Linked DNA regions of Homo sapiens: region 1 is linked to region 2. Evidence: read pairs that join two places in POLR2A ChIA-PET (ENCODE). Cell type or tissue: A673. All regions are shown on one strand.

Region 1 (8,000 bases), 340 kb after region 2:
CCAGCCTGGCCAACGTGGCGAAACCCCATCTCTACTAAAAGTACAAAAATTAGCCAGGCCTGGTGGCGGGTGCCTGTAATCCCAGCTACTCAGGAGGCTGAGGCAGGAGGATCACTTGAACCCGGGTGGCGGAGGTTGCAGTGAGCCGAGATTGCACCACTGCACTCCAGCCTGGGCGACAAGAGCGAGACACTGTCTAAAAAAAAAAAAAGTGCTGCTGCTCCCCCGAAGAAGCGAAGCCCTGGGGAGGGGGCTGCCGGCATCAGCTACTGTCCTCACCCCCAGCCCGAGACAGCCCCAGGACCCCAGAGCCCGTCCCCGTCTCAGGCCCAGAACTCTCCTACCTGAGTCCTGGCAGGATCCCCCACCCCAGCTGTAGTCCTGAGGTTTTCAGGTCTGGTAGGGAAATTGGGAGCCTGTGGGGGACTGAACCCCCTCTTGCTGACCATGAAAGTGTTTCTGAGGGGTGAACATGGAAGAGGCCCCATCAGGAGTCTGATCCTGTCTGGGGTCTGTGCACCGAGAAGCTGCACTCAGGGGTGGGCACCGTCCATGGCGTGCCCCCACGCTGGATGAGATGGTGGGGCTGGCCCCACACTGCTACAGGCTGCATACAGGCGCCCCATCGGACACACAGCCCTGTCTGGCTCCAAGCACGGCCTTCCAGTGTGGCTCTCCCCAGGTCTCTGAACACAAAAGACAGACCACAGAACAGACACCAGAGCTCCCCTGTCCCGAGGCCAGGCGACCCCCACAGGAAGTGGCTAATTTGATGCAACAGTGACATTTCCTCAGCACCCGCTGCGGGGAGGGAGGGTAACGTGGCCCCAGAGCTGTCCCTTCTCCTGGCACTGCATTCGATCTGCCTGGCCGAGTGCTCTCACCCCATTTCATCCACAGGGAAACTGGGCTTCATAGAAGCTACAGAGAAAGCACACAGGCCCTGCAACCCCAGGTCCCTGGATTCAGCATAGCCCTGCCCCCGGCTCAGCCCTCCAGAACCTCCACACACTTCCTGTGCCGGGGGAGGGATGGGGAGCTGATACAGGGCTGCGCCTCATCATGGGGCCAGGGACCACCTAGAGGCTAACTTGGGGGTGCCCTGGGGGGTGTCAGCAGCTGGGGCCCTCAGTGTTGTGGGGTGGCCACCAGGCACACCTGCGCTGCCCTCATTGGCACTACTGCAGAGAAACGCCTCTCTCCCCACATCTCAATGCTTCAGCAGTGTGGCCCTCTTGGGACCCCAGCCTTGGGAGCTGCTGGGGCAGATGGTCCCCTGCCTGGCCCCCCCTTGGGATGAGAGGCTCAGCCACAGTGGGCAATGGGATTGCTGCTGGATCTCCCAGGAGACGGTTGCCAGGCAGTGGGAGGATGCCGTGTCCTGCCCTCCAGGAAGCCGGCCGACGTCCACACCCGAAGGCGGCCTTTCCACCTCCACCCAGCCAGGGAGGTGCTGACCAGCCCGGCACACCCAGAAATGAGCCGCCATGGTCCAAAGCCACACCGGTGTGTCCACGGCTGCCCAGCAGCCAGCAATCTGGGCACTGCAGAGCATCAGGGGCGGGCACCCTCCCACTCCTTCAGCCATGCACAAGTGCCTACCGCCCCTGCAATGGCAGGAGGACTGCTGGGCCCTGCACCCCCACCCTCCAGGGGCAGGACCCAGGGCTGGCACCAGAGCCACTGAAACTGAATCAGCTCAGGGCGGTCTCATGGTCCCAGGGAGCTCATGTCACAGAGGGGTCCTCAGGGCCCAGTAGGGCTTACCCAAGATCACACAGGGAGGCGGAGACAGTCCAGTCACTTGGCAGGGCCTCATATTAACAGTCCCAGCACGGTACCCATGCTCTGTGCTCAGTGGGTTGTCTATAAACGTTAGGGAGCTTGGAAAAGCCACGCTCTGGGGCTCCCTGGGTCTGCCCTTGCCTGTGTGGGGCTGGGAATGGAGTGGAGGTGCTGACCCCACCGGCTGTGACTGCAGGCCCTGCCAGTACCCTCCTTATAGCTCAGAGGCCAACGGCAGAACAGACCTGTAGGGGCAGCTGACCATGCCCCCCGGGACCAGAGCTCCACAGGACCCATGCCCACGTCTGCACTTCCATCCACAGGGCCTCCCCTGGGCTCCCATGGCCTGGGGGCCATGTCAACCAGCCGCATCTTGGCCCCGGGCTGGTCAGACTCCTCCAGCGAGCCCTCCCTCTGCTCTCCACTTGCAGAGGCCTCCCCAGTCCCTGGCTGGAGTCACCCTCGCTCCCCCGACCCTGTGCTCCGGTGGGACATGACTCTAGGAGGGCCTGTCTGTACTGCACCCCACATCTGGGACTCACAGCCTCGCAGGGAAACTCCTCCTGGGGTGAGGAGCTGGGGACTGGAAGAGCAGGTCAATCCCAGACACGCATTACGCAGAGCCTAAACAGGTGTGACCTCCGCAGCCACCGGCCTGGCATGTCCACCCAGAGCTCGGGGCATCAGCGTACATCAAAGGGCTTCCAGGTCCAGATCACTTCCTCAGCGGCGCCAGAGCCACCCACTCCCACTTGCCAGATGAGAAAACGGAGGCAGAGCGAGATAAGCCCTGGCCAAACAGGATCTGGGCGAGGCAAGCCCGTCCCTCAGATGGCACTGCCCTGGTGCAGAGGGCTGATGCCCAGGGGCAGTGGGCAGGGGACGCCCATGCCCGGTGGGGAGAGGCTGCTAAGCACCAGGCACCCTTGCCCTTGGCGCCGCCTGCAGGGTGGTGAGGGAACACAGGCACTCAGCATCATCGTAAGTGAACTGTGAAGCCTGCTGGATGGTGAGAGACGCTGAGAAAAACAGAAAAGGCAGCACAGGAGCTGGAGTACCGGGGACTCTACGATTTTTTTTTTTTTTTTTTTGAGACAGAGTCTCGCTCTGTCGCCCAGGCTGGAGTGCAGTGGCGCCATCTCAGCTCACTGCAAGCTCCGCCTCCCGGGTTCACGCCATTCTCCTGCCTCAGCCTCCCAAGTAGCTGGGACTACAGGCACCCGCCACCAAGCCTGGCTAATTTTTTGTATTTTTAATAGAGACAGGGTTTCACTGTGTTAGCCAGGATGCTCTCGATTTCCTGACCTCATGATCTGCCCGCCTCGGCCTCCCAAAGTGCTGGGATTACAGGCGTGAACCACCGTGCCCAGCCTTTTCTTTTTGAGATGTAATTTCACTGGTGATGCCCAAGCTGGAGTGCAGTGGTGTGATCTCGACTCACTGAAACCTCCGCCTCCCAGGTTCAAGCCATTCTCCTGCCTCAGCCTCCCAAGTAGCTGGGATTACAGGTACCCGCCACCAATGCCTGGCTAATTTTGTATTTTCAGTAGAGATGGGTTTTCACCATGTTGGCCAGGCTGGTCTCAAACTCCTGACCTCAGGTGATCTGCCCGCCTTAGCTTCCCAAAGTGCTGGGATTACAGACGTGAGCCACCACACCCAGCCCAAGTCTACGATTTAAAAAAAAAAAAAAAAAAGAAAAGAAAAAAATTATTTTAGAGACAGGGTCTTGCTCTGTGGCCCAGGCTGGAGTGCAGTGGCACGATCACCACTCACTGAAGCCTCAACCTCCTGGGCTTAAGTGATCCTCCTGCCTCAGCCTCTCAAGTAGCTTGGACCACAGGCACATATCACCACGCCTGGCTAATTTTCTTTTTCTTTCTTTCTTTTTTTTTTTTTTTTTTTTTTGAGACAGAGTCTCTGTCACTGAGGCTGGAGTGCAGTGGCATGATCTCGGCTCACTGCAACCTCCACCTCTCAGGTTCAAGTGATTCTCCTACCTTAGCCTCCTGAGTAGCTGGGACTAGAGGCATGCACCAACACACTTGGCTAATTTTTGTATTTTTAGTAGAGACGGGGAGTTCACCACGTTGGCCAGCCTGGTCTTGAACTCCTGACCTTAGGTGATCTGCCATCTCGGTCCCCCAAAGTGCTGGGATTACAGGCATGAGTCACTGTGCTTGGCCTCTGCCCTAATTTTTAAAAAAATTTTTTGTAAAGACAGGGTCTGGCTATGTTGCCCAGGCTGGTCTTGAACTTCTGGGCTCAAGCAATCCACCTGCCTCGGCCTCCCAAAGTGCTGGATTACAGGTGTGAGCACCGCGATTGGCTGAGGCAGCTTTCTCTTGTTCTTGCCTGGATGGGGCCAGCTGCAAACGGAGCCTCGCTCCTCAGCCCCTGGGGGCCAGAGGCCAGGCTTCGGGGCCCCTGCCAGGACAGCCTCACTTGGCTTCCCCCAACTGAGGAAGGAGATGGCGCCTCCCTCAAAGGGAGCCCACTTGGGCTGCCCGGGTCCCAGCCCACCACTGCGAGCATGCAGAGCCTGGGTGTCAGGGTGCTCAGCAAACCGGGCAGCTGCTTCATCCCACGTCAGAGCCCCGGCACCCAACGCGCCAGGCCTGAGCCCAGCTGTCTGCGGGGAGCGTGCCGTGGCCAGCCTGGCCTCTGCACCCACTTCCCGAAGCCAGATTCCCAGCAGACGGTCTCCTGCGGGGCACCGGGCCAGCGGCATTCCTACGGTGGCCCAGCCACCTCTCTCCACCGGGCTGGCGGCCCCTCCGCCCCTCCCTGGCCCATTCAGAGAAAGAATGGGAACTGTCTGATCAGCAGCTGGGCTCTGACCAAATGGAATTTTCCGTCTGTGGTGGAAGTGATGTAAGGGCTCGGTCAGGCGAGGCGAAAACTGCACGCTGGGTTCCGCGGAGCACACGGAGAGGACTCAACTGCCACACATGTGCCAAGGGGGCTGGGGGCGACCCCCTCCTGCAGCCTCAGTCCCCCTGCCCCCACCCTAGGGCTCCTGGTCTCGGCCCTGGGCCACCCCCTCCTTCTCCAAGCCCCTGCAGCCCCACAGCCACAGACGGCATCCATGGGGGATGCCCCCTCCCACCGTGAGCCCAGACTCCCCCGACTGCCCCGCAGCCCCCAAAATGCAGCCCCCAAAACCCCACCAACTCTGGAAACACCCAGCCAGCCAGAGAGCCGGGGCCTGAAGCCTTACTCTGTCCCAGATCAGGTTGCTACCGATAGGATCCCAGTATACCCTGGGCCAGAGCAAGACCTCCCTGGCCTGGCAGGGATGCCTGGGGCACTGGCTGGTGAGGAGCGGGCAGGGCTGGGGTGTGGCTCGGGGCAGGGCTCTGTGGCCTCTACACCCAGGCATATGCTGTCCCTGGGCCTGGAGCCTTCCCCTTCAGGGAAGCCCCATTGTCCCCATACACAGGCCATCTCCTCCAGGATGTCCCCAGGATATTAGAGACCCAGGCCCAAACCCGGTGCTGCAGCCTTTGCTCTGTGTGAACCTCGGCTGGCTCCGCACTTGTAAGGCGAGACCCCCAACCTGACCTGGCTGCCTGCACAGGTGGGTGGCCCCAACCCAGCCCTGCTTGGAGAAGGGAGGGCCCAGTGAGCCACAAGGCCTTAGGACGGCCCACGGGGCACTTGAGCAGACGACGTGCACGAGCAGCTGTGAGGCCTGTGCCCCACGCCTGCCGCGGCCTCCTGGCCATGCCCACTCTGCCTCCAGGCCCTGTCTGGACGTGACTCCCATCAGCCACACAGACACAGGCACCCCCCAACGCAATGCCAGGCTCAGCGCCAGCACAGGCCACACCACACCAGGCTGCCAAGGTGGGAGGGCCATGCATGACAGCAGGGCAGGGCACACTGCCTGCCACCTGCACAGGTGGCTGCTGCTGGGCATCCTGGTGGCTCCCGGAGCACCTGGTGGCAGGACCTGGGCCTGGCAGCGTGTGAGGAAGCATGCCACTCGGGAGGGTGCACAGCAAGTCACGGCCGGCCTATGGAACACACGTCCCCCCCCACACACACACAGGCGGCTGCTCTACATGCACACGCCTGGGAGCAGCTGCCCACCCCGCTACCCTGCGCCACGGACCCACACGCCGCTCTGTGCCACCAACCTGTGGGCTACCGTGGCGCGTGGCTGGGCTGAGGAGGCCCTGGCCCACTGGGGGGTGCTCACAGGGACTCTGATGAGAAGTTTGGCCCGATGCAGCCTCCAGCCCCAGCCACAGGCAGTGGCCACGATCCCACCACCCTGCCATTCCAGCCACGGCTGCTCGCTCCTCGGCTGGACACTGCTGCGGGTCTGCCCTGAGCAGGGAGGGAAGCGAAGACATAGGGCCCGTGTCCTGGAGCCACGCTGCTAGGCACAGGGAGTTCCAGAGTCCACAGTCACACAGCGGGGGCGGGTGAGCTGGCAGGCCAGGCAGCGTGACCACAGCTGAGGATGATGGCTGCCCGAGGCATTGGGAGAGACCAGCGAGCCCCAGGGGTGCAGCCACGGGGCACGGTGAGCAGGGGTGGCAGGAGAAGCAGCCCCCGGTGGCCAGAGAAGGGGTGGGCAGAAGGTGGGTTCCAGCCCTGCCCCGCCCCTCGTGCCAGCTCCGTGTGGAAGTGACACAGCTTGGAGGAGGGAAAGGGACAGGCTCCACAGAGGCCACTGAGGGGCCAGAACCCCACCAGAGGTGCCGGCATGTGACAGACACACAATATGGTAACGGCCACACAGCCTGACTGCAGTGGGGACAGAGTCACCCCCGGCTTCCTGGATGGGGACGGAGTCCCCACACTGACGGCTGTGGTCCTGGCTGGGCTCCGGGCTAATTGGGAGCATCAGCTTCCAGGGCATCTTAGCAGCAGCTTGCGCTGGGTGCTGGGGCCCAGGCTTGGACAGACAGCTCGGCCGCGCTAGGTCGGGGGCTCCCCTGTGCCCACAGTGCTGGCCCCGTGAGCTCGGAGGCTGTGGGAGGCAGGAAGAGGAATGAGGCGGTCACTGAAACTCCCGTTGTGGGGAGCATCGTGGGTACCGCAACAGGTGGGGGAGGGCACTCTTGGCCCGGGGACAGTGTCAGCCAAGGCCTGGCACAGGGTCCAGGCGGCAAACGTCTCCTGCATGCCGAAGATACACTGGCAGCAGGGACCAGCCAGGCCCTGGCCTGAGCCTGTGCGTATGGCAGCAGCACGGGGCTCCGGGAGGACGTGGCAGGCGAGAGGTGGGAGTGGGAGGGGAGTGACCCCCACCTGCCTCCACGGATGCTGAACTCCAGCCCTGGAACTCCCAAGGCCCCTCCTCCAGAGGAAGCAACAAGGTTTGGGGGTGTCTGAGAGGCTGGCTGGGGTCCCACACCCCAGTGCAGACCGAGGGGTTCTGGCCCCCAGCACTGTGAGAACCCCCCAGGTGTCCTGGGCCAGGGTCAGGAAAGGGGCGGGATCCCTAGGGCCCAGACTTGTTTGGGGAGGCCAGGGTGGGCTCGGCGTGTGCGAGCCACTACCACCACCCCCATGTCAGGGGCCCGCCACTGGGAAGTGGGTCCCCCTACCTTTGCCTCGTGGGTCCCCTTGCACAAGTGGGGGGTCCAGGGTCACAGTCTTTGGCTAGGCCTCAGCCCCCCATGCGGCCAAGCTGGACACGTGGCCCCAGCCCCTACCCATAGCACACTCGGCCCAGGCTCCCAGCGACACTGGCCCAAAATTAAAAACAGATTTTCCACCAGGCTGGGTTTGGGTTTCACGCATTCCATGACGGTGAGCTCCTGGCCGTGCCTGGAGGACGTGCAGCCAGCAGCGGCCACGTGGGAGCCGGGGTCGGGGCCAACTTTGTGTCCCTGTCCCCAACTCCTGAGGTCCGAGGTCCAGGTCGCCAGGCTGCACATGGCCCCACACCCCCCGGGGCTCCCTCCGGGCTGGCCCTCACCCTCCAGGAATGGCCTGGAAGGAGGCCAGAGAGGCAGCCCTGGGGCTGAGGCTCAGAGCCGCTCCTGCCCGTCTCCCCACAGGCCGGGCCCCTTTCCTGCACCCTGTAGCCGGGGGACCCCAGCTCTCCCGCTGCCCACGCCCGCCCTCCCCCTCGTGCAAGGAACAGACACCAAAGAGCTGCAGCAAGCGTGTCTATTTTGGTCCCCGTGCTCCGACACATCTCCCAGCGTGACACCCGGAAAATCCCCTGCTCTTCCCACTTGTCTGCAGCCCTC
Region 2 (8,000 bases):
TCAGGCTGGTCTCGAACTCCTGACCTCATGATCTGCCTGCGTCTGCCTCCCAAAGTGCTGGGATTGCAGGCATGAGCCACTGTGCCTGGCCACATTGGTAGATTTTTTAATGTTGAATGGACTAGCATTTCTGGAATAAATCTCACTTGCTCATGATGTGTTATCCTCTCTATATATTTTTGAAGTTATTGCTAATCCCATTAAGGATTTTCGTATCTATGTTCATGAAGTATGCTGGTTCCTAGTTTTCTATTCCTGTAATGTTTTTTGGTTGATTCTGGAATCAGCATAATATTGGCCACATAAAATGGGTGGGAAGTGTTGCTTTTTCCTCTGTTTTCTGAAAGTATTTATGTAAGATTTGTGTTATTTCTTCCTTAAATGTTTGACAGAATTCACCAGTGAAGCTGTATGAGTCTGGAATTTTCTTTGTGGGAGAGTTTCTGATAATGACTTCAACTTTTCAAATAGATATAGGGCTAATTCAGACTGTCTATTTCTTCTTAAGTCAATTTTGGGAATGTATATCTTTTGAGTAATTTCTGTTCTTATCATTCATATTATAGAATTGTGGGCATAATGTTTTTAAAACAATATTCCTAATATATTCTTAATGTCTGTTGCACTGGTAGTGATAGCTCCTCTTTCATTCCTGATATTGGTCATTTTGTTTTTTCTCTTTTTTTTTTTTTTTTTTTTTTGAGACAGAGTCTCGCTCTGTCGCCCAGGCTGGAGTGCAGTGGCGCGATCTCGGCTCACTGCAACCTCTGCCTCCCAGGTTCAAGCAATTCTCCTGCCTCAGCCTCCTGAGTAGCTGGGATTACAGGCATGTGCCACCACGCTCAACTAATTTTTATATTTTTAGTAGAGACAGGGTTTCACCATGTTGGTCAGGCTGGTCCCGAACCCCTGACCTCGTGATCCACCCACCTCAGCCTCCCAAAGTGCTGGGATTACAGGTGTGAGCCACCGCACCAGGCCTGTTTTTTCTCTTTTTTTCTTAGTGTATAGCTAGAGGTTTATCCATTTTGTTGCTCTTTTTAAAGACCCAGCTTTTGGTTTTCTAAACTGTTTTTAAGCTTTCTAACTTACTGTTTTTCACTCTTATCTTTATTTTCATTATCTTCTTTCCTCTTCTTTCTTTCTTTTGTTTTTTTTCTGGGGGTTTTGTTGTTGTTGTTGTTGTTGTTGTTTTGTTTTGTTTTGAGACAGGGTCTCACTGTCACCCAGGCTGGATTGCATTGGTGCAATCATAGCTCACTGCAGCCTCAAGCTCCTGGGCTCAAGTGATCATCCTGCCTAATTCTCTCAAGTACCTGAGACCACAGGTGCACACCACCTTTTATTTTTATTTTTATAGCAATGAGGTCTCACTAAGCTGCCCAGGCTGGTCTTAAACTCCTGGCATCAAGTGATCCTCCTGCCTCAGCCTCCCAAGGTGCTGAGATTACAGGCGTGAACCACCACTCCCAGCCTGGCTTCTTAATGCAGAAACTTAGACCATTAATTTTAAATTATTCTTCTTTTCTGATATGATCATTTAAAGTTATAAAGTCCTCCCTAAGCATTGCTTTAGCAGCATTCCACACATTTTGATGTTTTGTTTTTATTTCCATTCAGTTCAAAACATCTTCAAAAGTTTCTTTTGGTTTCTTATTTAACCAATGAGTTATTTAGGACTGTGTCATTTCATTTCCAAACATCTAGAAAACTTCTAGGTTCCTTTTTATCATAAGTTTCTACTTTAGTTTCATTGTGTCAGAGAACATACTCTATATAATTTTAGTCCTTTTAAAGTTGAGACTTGTTTTATAGACCAACAAAAGATCTTGGTGAATGTTCCACGTACACTTGAAAAGAGTATGTATGGCTGGGTGCAGTAGCTCGCACCTGTAATCCCAGCACTTTGGGAGGCCGAGGCGGGCAAATCACGAGGTCAGGAGTTCGAGACCAGTCTGGCCAAGATGGTGAAACCCTGTCTCTACTAAAAATACAAAAAATTAGCTGGGTGTGGTGGCGGGCACCTGTAATCCCAGCTACTCAGGAGGCTGAGGCAGGAGAATCGCTTGAACCTGGGAGGCGGAGGTTGCAGTGAGCCAAGATGGTGCCACTGCACTCCAGCCCGAGCGACAGTGTGACACTCAGTCCCAAAAAAAAAAAAGAGTATGTATTCTGCAGCTGTTAATTGTAGTGTTTTAAACATTAATTAGGTCAAGTTGGTTGATACTATTATTCAAATCTTCTATAGCCTTCATTTTTATCTATTGGCTCGAACAATTAGTGAAAAAGACTGTTGAAATCAACAACCATCATTGTAGATTTTGTCCAATTCTCCTTTCAGTTTTCTTTCTTTTGGCCTCACGTGTTTTGAAGCTTTAGAACTGGTGCATACACATTTAAGATTGTATCTTCTTGATGAATTGACTCTGTTTTCATTATGAAATGTCCCTCTTTATCCCTGGTAATACACCTCTTCCTGAAGTCTACTCTTCTGATATTAATATTGCCATTTCAGTTTTTATGAATAGCGTTTCCATCTTTTTACTGTTACCTTCTCTACATCTTTATGTTTCAAGTGTGCCTGTTATCGACGGCATAGAATTGAATCCTCTTTAATCCACCCCGATCACCTCTGCCTTTTCATTGAAGTGCTCAGTTCTTTAAAAAATAGCCAGGCATGGTGGTGGGTGCCTGTAATCCCAGCTGCTCAGGCGGCTGAGGCACGAGAATCATGTGAACCTGGGAGGCGGAGGTTGCAGTGGACCAAGGTTGGCCATGAGGTGGGATTTGTGGAGGGTCGGATTCACTAGGCACCCTGTCCCCAAAGAAGACTTCAAGTGCACTGAAAAAACTTATATGAAATATTATCTGATTTTTAAATATTTAACTTGTTTGGGGTTTTTTTAACAGATTTTTTAAAATTTTCTATCACTTTTGGGGTACTAGTGGTTTTTAGTTACATGGACGAATTCTATAGTGCTTCAAACCAAAGTCCTGAAAGACTCAGGCAGGGAGTGAACCGGCAGTCGGTGACCCACATCTCTGCGCACGGGGAGGGGTCAGGCAGGGAGTGAACCAAGAGTCGGGGACCCACGTCTCTGCGCACAGGGAGGGGTGAGTTGGAGCGGCGTTTATCAGTGTGTGTGAGCGTCACCTGGGGAGCCTGTTAAACCGCAGGCTCCGTTCCGAAGGGCTGAGGTGAGGCTCAAAATGCGGCAGGTGAAGCACCTGCTGACGCTGCGGCCGATGGGCGACACTTTGAGTGAGGAATTTGAGGCTGTGAGCAGGGGCTGTGGAGGGCAGTTGCATAGGTGAGGAGTCAGCTCTAAATCCAGTCAATGGGGAGAAGAGAGTTTGATTTACACAAACTCAGCTTACCGGTAACATTTAATCCTGGAAGCCAGCTGCACCTGTTGGTGCTGACCGTGATACCTGAGGGGTTCCGGCTCCAGCATCCCAACAACCTCAGCCATGACCCTAGGAGGGTTCCCTGCAGAGGTGCAGGGAGCAAAACCTGAGCTGTTCCTACTCGTTCAGGAGCTGGGACCCAAATACCTGCAGAATTGCAATACGCTTCTGTTTAAAAAAAAAAAATCCGGCGAGAAAAAAAATCCCTCAAAAACTCTATTACCTTCTGTCATAAACTTTTTACTAGAATATAATCCTGTGTGCCTTGACCACAGACTAAATCTAAAGTTTTACGTTGCAGGCTCTATCGGGGGGAGCACGGCTCCTTCTCACTTCTGATGAGTATTTGCATTTTGCAGGGAGGGGTCTGTGTACCAGGTCCTGTGTGCAGTGCCCATGCAGGCTGTCTGCACAGGCGTGACCTGTGTGCAGGGAAATGACACATCCCCACACGATCCACACACGCTGGGACTGCAGACCCTGTGTTCCACACACGGACACGCTTGAGTAGATATTAGCGTGATGTCGGCACCGACCAGATGGATTGGGTTTTTCCGAACATGTTTGGGAAATTAATGGTCACATTCTCACTTCAGCTTCCTGAATCATGTTTGAAATAGTCCGTGTCTCCTCCGTAGGACTTCAGATAGTAGTGAGTTCTGGATTGGGGATTTAACTCATAAACTCATGCAAGATGATGATTATAAAGTCTCCCATTTATGGAGCTCCTCCTGTATGCCAGGCATGTTCTTTAGACATTTGTTGAATCATCCCTAAAATCCTGCAAACTATGGGCATTATTATTCCTGCATTATAGGAGGAGAAAATGAAGCCAGGAGTAGTGGGAGGAATAGGGTGGTCCTGGGTTTCATGTGTTCTGTGGAGTATGAAGGAGGAACTATAGGGTTCCTCTGATCTTTTTGGGTTGTGGGCAGAAGGTATCTGGAAGTCACTACCAGGAAGGCTGGCTGGTGGCGAGAAGGACTCCGCACCATCCAGTCCGTTGTAAGGCAGAATGGACTATGCTGTGTGCCCCCAGCTCACGCACAGCATTGAGCAGAGGCCCTGGGCACTTTCTGAGCTCCGGTGGCCTTCCCTTAAGCTCCTATGCCGAGCTGTGTATTATTCCCAGTGCCTCCCTTTTGCTGTGGACAATGTTCCATCAGAGGGTTTTATTATTATTATTATTAAAGACAGGGTCTCGCTCTGTCACCCAGGCTGGAGTGCAGTGACACGATTATGGCTCACCGCTTCTTGAACTCCTGGGCTCAAGTGATCCTCCCACCTTAGCCTCCCGAGTAGCTGGGACCACAGGGGCACACCACCATGCCTGGCTAATGTTATAAAATCTTTTGTAGAGAGGTCTGACTATCCCAGGCTGGTCTCGAACTCTCGGGCTCAAGTGATCCTCCTACCTCAGCCTCCCAAATTGCTGAGACTACAGGTGTCAGCTACCGGGCCCAGCCTACCAGAGGGTTTTAAAGAGAAGACAGAAGCTGGGTCTCTGATCTGCAGCACAGTGTATTAGTCAGAGACATGGAAACAGTAGGATACATAGAGACATATATAAAAGGGGATTTAATTATGGGAATTGGATTACATGACTATGGAGGCCAAGAAGCCCCATGACATGCTCTATGCAAGCTGGAGAATCACAGAAGCCACGGCCGGGCGTGGTGGCTCCCACCTATAGTTCCAACACTTCCAGAGGCCAAGGCAGGAGGATCACTTGAGCCTAGGAATTCAAGACCAGCCTGAGCAACATAGGGAGTCCCCATCTCTAAAAAAAATTTAAAAACTTAGCCAAGCATGGTGATGCACACCTGTAGTCCCAGCTACTCGGGAGGCTGAGGCAGATGAATAACTTGAGTCCAGGAGTTCAAGGCTGCAGTGGGCCATGATCATGACACTGCACTCCAGCCTTGGCAACAGAGCAAGACCCTGTCTCAGAAAAGAAGAAAGGAAGGAAGGGAGGGAGGGAAGGGAGGGAGGGAGGGAGGGAGGGAGGGAGGGAGGGAGAGAGAAAGAAAGAAGGAAAGAGAAAGAAAAACGGAGAGAGAAAAAGAAAGAAAGCTAGTATATAATTCAGTCCCAGTTTGAAGGTCCGAAAACAAGGGAGTCCATGGTGTCAGTCCCAGAGTTTGAAGGCCCAGAACCAAGAGCTCCAGTGTCAGAGGACAGGAGAAGACAGATGTCCCAGCTCAAACGAGAATTTTTCCTTCCTCTGACTGTTTGTTCTATCAGGGGCCCTGGACAGATGGGATGGCACCCAACCACGTTGGGGAGGGCGGATCTTCTTAACTCAGTCTACTGATTCAAATGCTGAGCTCCTCCACAAACATCCTCACTGACACACCCAGATGTTTTACCAGCTATCTGGACATCCCTTAGCCCAATCAGGTGGACACATAAAATTAACCAGCACATCGAGTACCCCGCTGCTGTGCCCAGAGCTTCCTGGAGACCCAAGGAAGCGACATCTGAGCCACCTCCAACTCTGCCTGAACGAGCAGTCCCTCCTTGTCCTTCCAGGCCAGAGGCTGCCCCTCTGCAGCGGGGCCCATGGGGCCCTAGAAAGGGCCCAGTGAGGGGCAGCAGGAGAGGAAGGGTTAATCAGGCAGTAGGTTCTGTTGCCTGCAGGTGTTCACGTTCCCTCCGCCTCTCCAGGCTGGCTTCCACGGTGACTTCATTAGCAGCAGGCTGCTAATTAAATTTCATATTTATGATCAGAAAAGAAAATCATTGGACCTTTTTGAAATAGGATTTTATGAGTTTTGGCTCCGGCAGCTGAATCAGCAGTCAAGGGCCTGCCTGTTTGGAACTACAGCTTCAAGGCGGAGATAAAGAAAACAAATAGTGCCAGGGAGGAGGTGGGATCCTGAGTGCTTGCACAGGCCTAGGCCTGAACTGCTTTGGGGGCCTCAGAAGGACAGACCTGGCTCCACTGGAGGAGCAGCATCAGGAAAGAAGCCTCCTGGCCAGGTGCGGTGGCTCACGCCTGTTATCCCAGCACTTTGGGAGGCCGAGACGGGTGGATCACCTGAGGTTGGGAGTTCGAGACCAGCCTGGCCAACATGGTGAAACCCCGTCTCTACTAAAAATACAAAAATTAGCTGAGCGTGGTGGTGCACGCCTGTCATCTCAGCTACTCAGGAGGCTGAGGTGGGAGAAATTGCTTGAACCCAAGAGGCAGAGGTTGCAGTGAGCCGAGATTGTACCACTGCACTCTAGCCTGGACAACACAGTAAGATTCCGTCTCAAAAAAAAAAAAAGGGAAAGAGGGCTGCCTCCCAGCCCCCTTGTTGAAGCTCAGGAGTCCAGGCTGGGGCTCAAACCCCAAAGCCCCTAAGTCCACATCAGGTCGGCCCCATTTCCAGGGTCACCAGGCTCCTCTGGGGCTGACTTATTGGCAGAACCACCTGTTTTGTATTTTATGTTTCTTGTCATACTAGAAAAATCACTCCTCACCCACAAGCTTAGGCTCCCACCTCCCTGGGCGTGCGTGCCGGAAGCTCTCAGATGCCACTTCCTTTATGTGTGTGACTTAGTTACTGCTGCCTCCTCCAAGGAGTCCCTCTCCTCTGTGGCCTCAGGTGACCCCCTCTTTTCCGTGCTGCTCATGGGGGGACTCAGCTTCTTCTGCCCCATGGCGCTGGTGATCCTTGGCGTGCTCCCTGGAGCAGCCCAGTAGGAACCTTTTCACCCTCTCCCGGGGAAATGGGAATCAAGCCTGAATTCCACCAGCCATGTTTTGGTCTCTCCGATGGGGTGTGTTTAAGAATCCAATTGGAAGGGACTTTTACCTCCAGGGGGTCTGGCCCCACCTTTGAAGGTGTTGACATCTTTTCCCCCTGAAATTGCCAGTCCCATATTGAATCAGCTTCCTTCTGACTCTTTTTGGTGGGTTTCAGGCCTCCCGATATCATCATCACTGTCTCTCCCGCCTAAGCCGGGAAGGATGAGGTCAACGTCCACTCCGCTCCTATGCAAGTGAACACTAGTTTCTCAGCCGTTGCTTCCTTTCCCTGTGCAACAGCACCCAAATCTACTATCGTAGCCGGCTTCCTCCCTATTTCCCAGCCTACATCGATCACAAGAATACTTGCTGTTCCCCTTCGTTTCTTCCAAAAACTTGAGGTGTAATCAGTGAGCTTCCCAGCCTTCCCAGAAAGTGCTAGCGCTGGAATGATCAGAGAGCGGAGGTGTGAGGAGATCATGGTCAGTCCCTGCTGCTCCCCCAATTCTCCATGGCGGCCCTGGCTGGGGGCACCGTGTCTTCCTCCCCCAGACAGTCCTACTCCAGGGCGTTTACTCAAAAGAAATGACAGCACGTCCACATGAAGATCTGTACAGGAAGGTCCCAGGCAAACAGGAAACAACCCACATGTCCAGCGAAAGATACACAAGTCAGGAAAATGTGGGACATTTTCGATGGAATACTGCCCAGTGACAAACAGGAATGCGTGACTGACACCAGCCTCACACGCTGCGTGAAAGCAGCCAGACCCTAAAGAAGATGGATGCCCTAGCTCAAAATGGCAAATTCTTCCCTCCTCCGACTTTCTGTTCTATCAGGGGTCCTCGGCAGATTG

What was found. Peaks named below come from ENCODE experiments on the same cell type or tissue, not always from the same donor. Only the 100,000 strongest peaks of a DNase experiment are listed, where the experiment ranks them.
Region 1: POLR2A ChIA-PET joins it to region 2 with 15 read pairs; 2 of 35 experiments call an interaction of 5 or more read pairs at or near these places.

What each region holds. Positions count from the first base shown.
Region 1 is chr7:2,638,231-2,646,230 of GRCh38, reverse strand. The region is part of intron 1 of TTYH3 (tweety family member 3); the gene reads right to left. Among named protein-coding and RNA genes, the nearest start is that of TTYH3, 10 kb to the right of the region's middle. RefSeq lists enhancers at 427-990, 1,227-1,346, 3,751-4,422, 4,423-5,094, 5,045-5,184 and 1 more and silencers at 702-996, 4,365-4,604. In A673, CTCF peaks have their summits at 2,512 and 2,712 (motif pointing left); DNase peaks (open chromatin) are centred at 770 and 4,630; H3K27ac peaks cover 2,909 bases.
Region 2 is chr7:2,981,928-2,989,927 of GRCh38, reverse strand. All of the region lies in intron 1 of CARD11 (caspase recruitment domain family member 11), which reads left to right. Among named protein-coding and RNA genes, the nearest start is that of CARD11-AS1, 42 kb to the right of the region's middle. In A673, no CTCF peak of the experiment used is centred here; no DNase peak of the experiment used is centred here.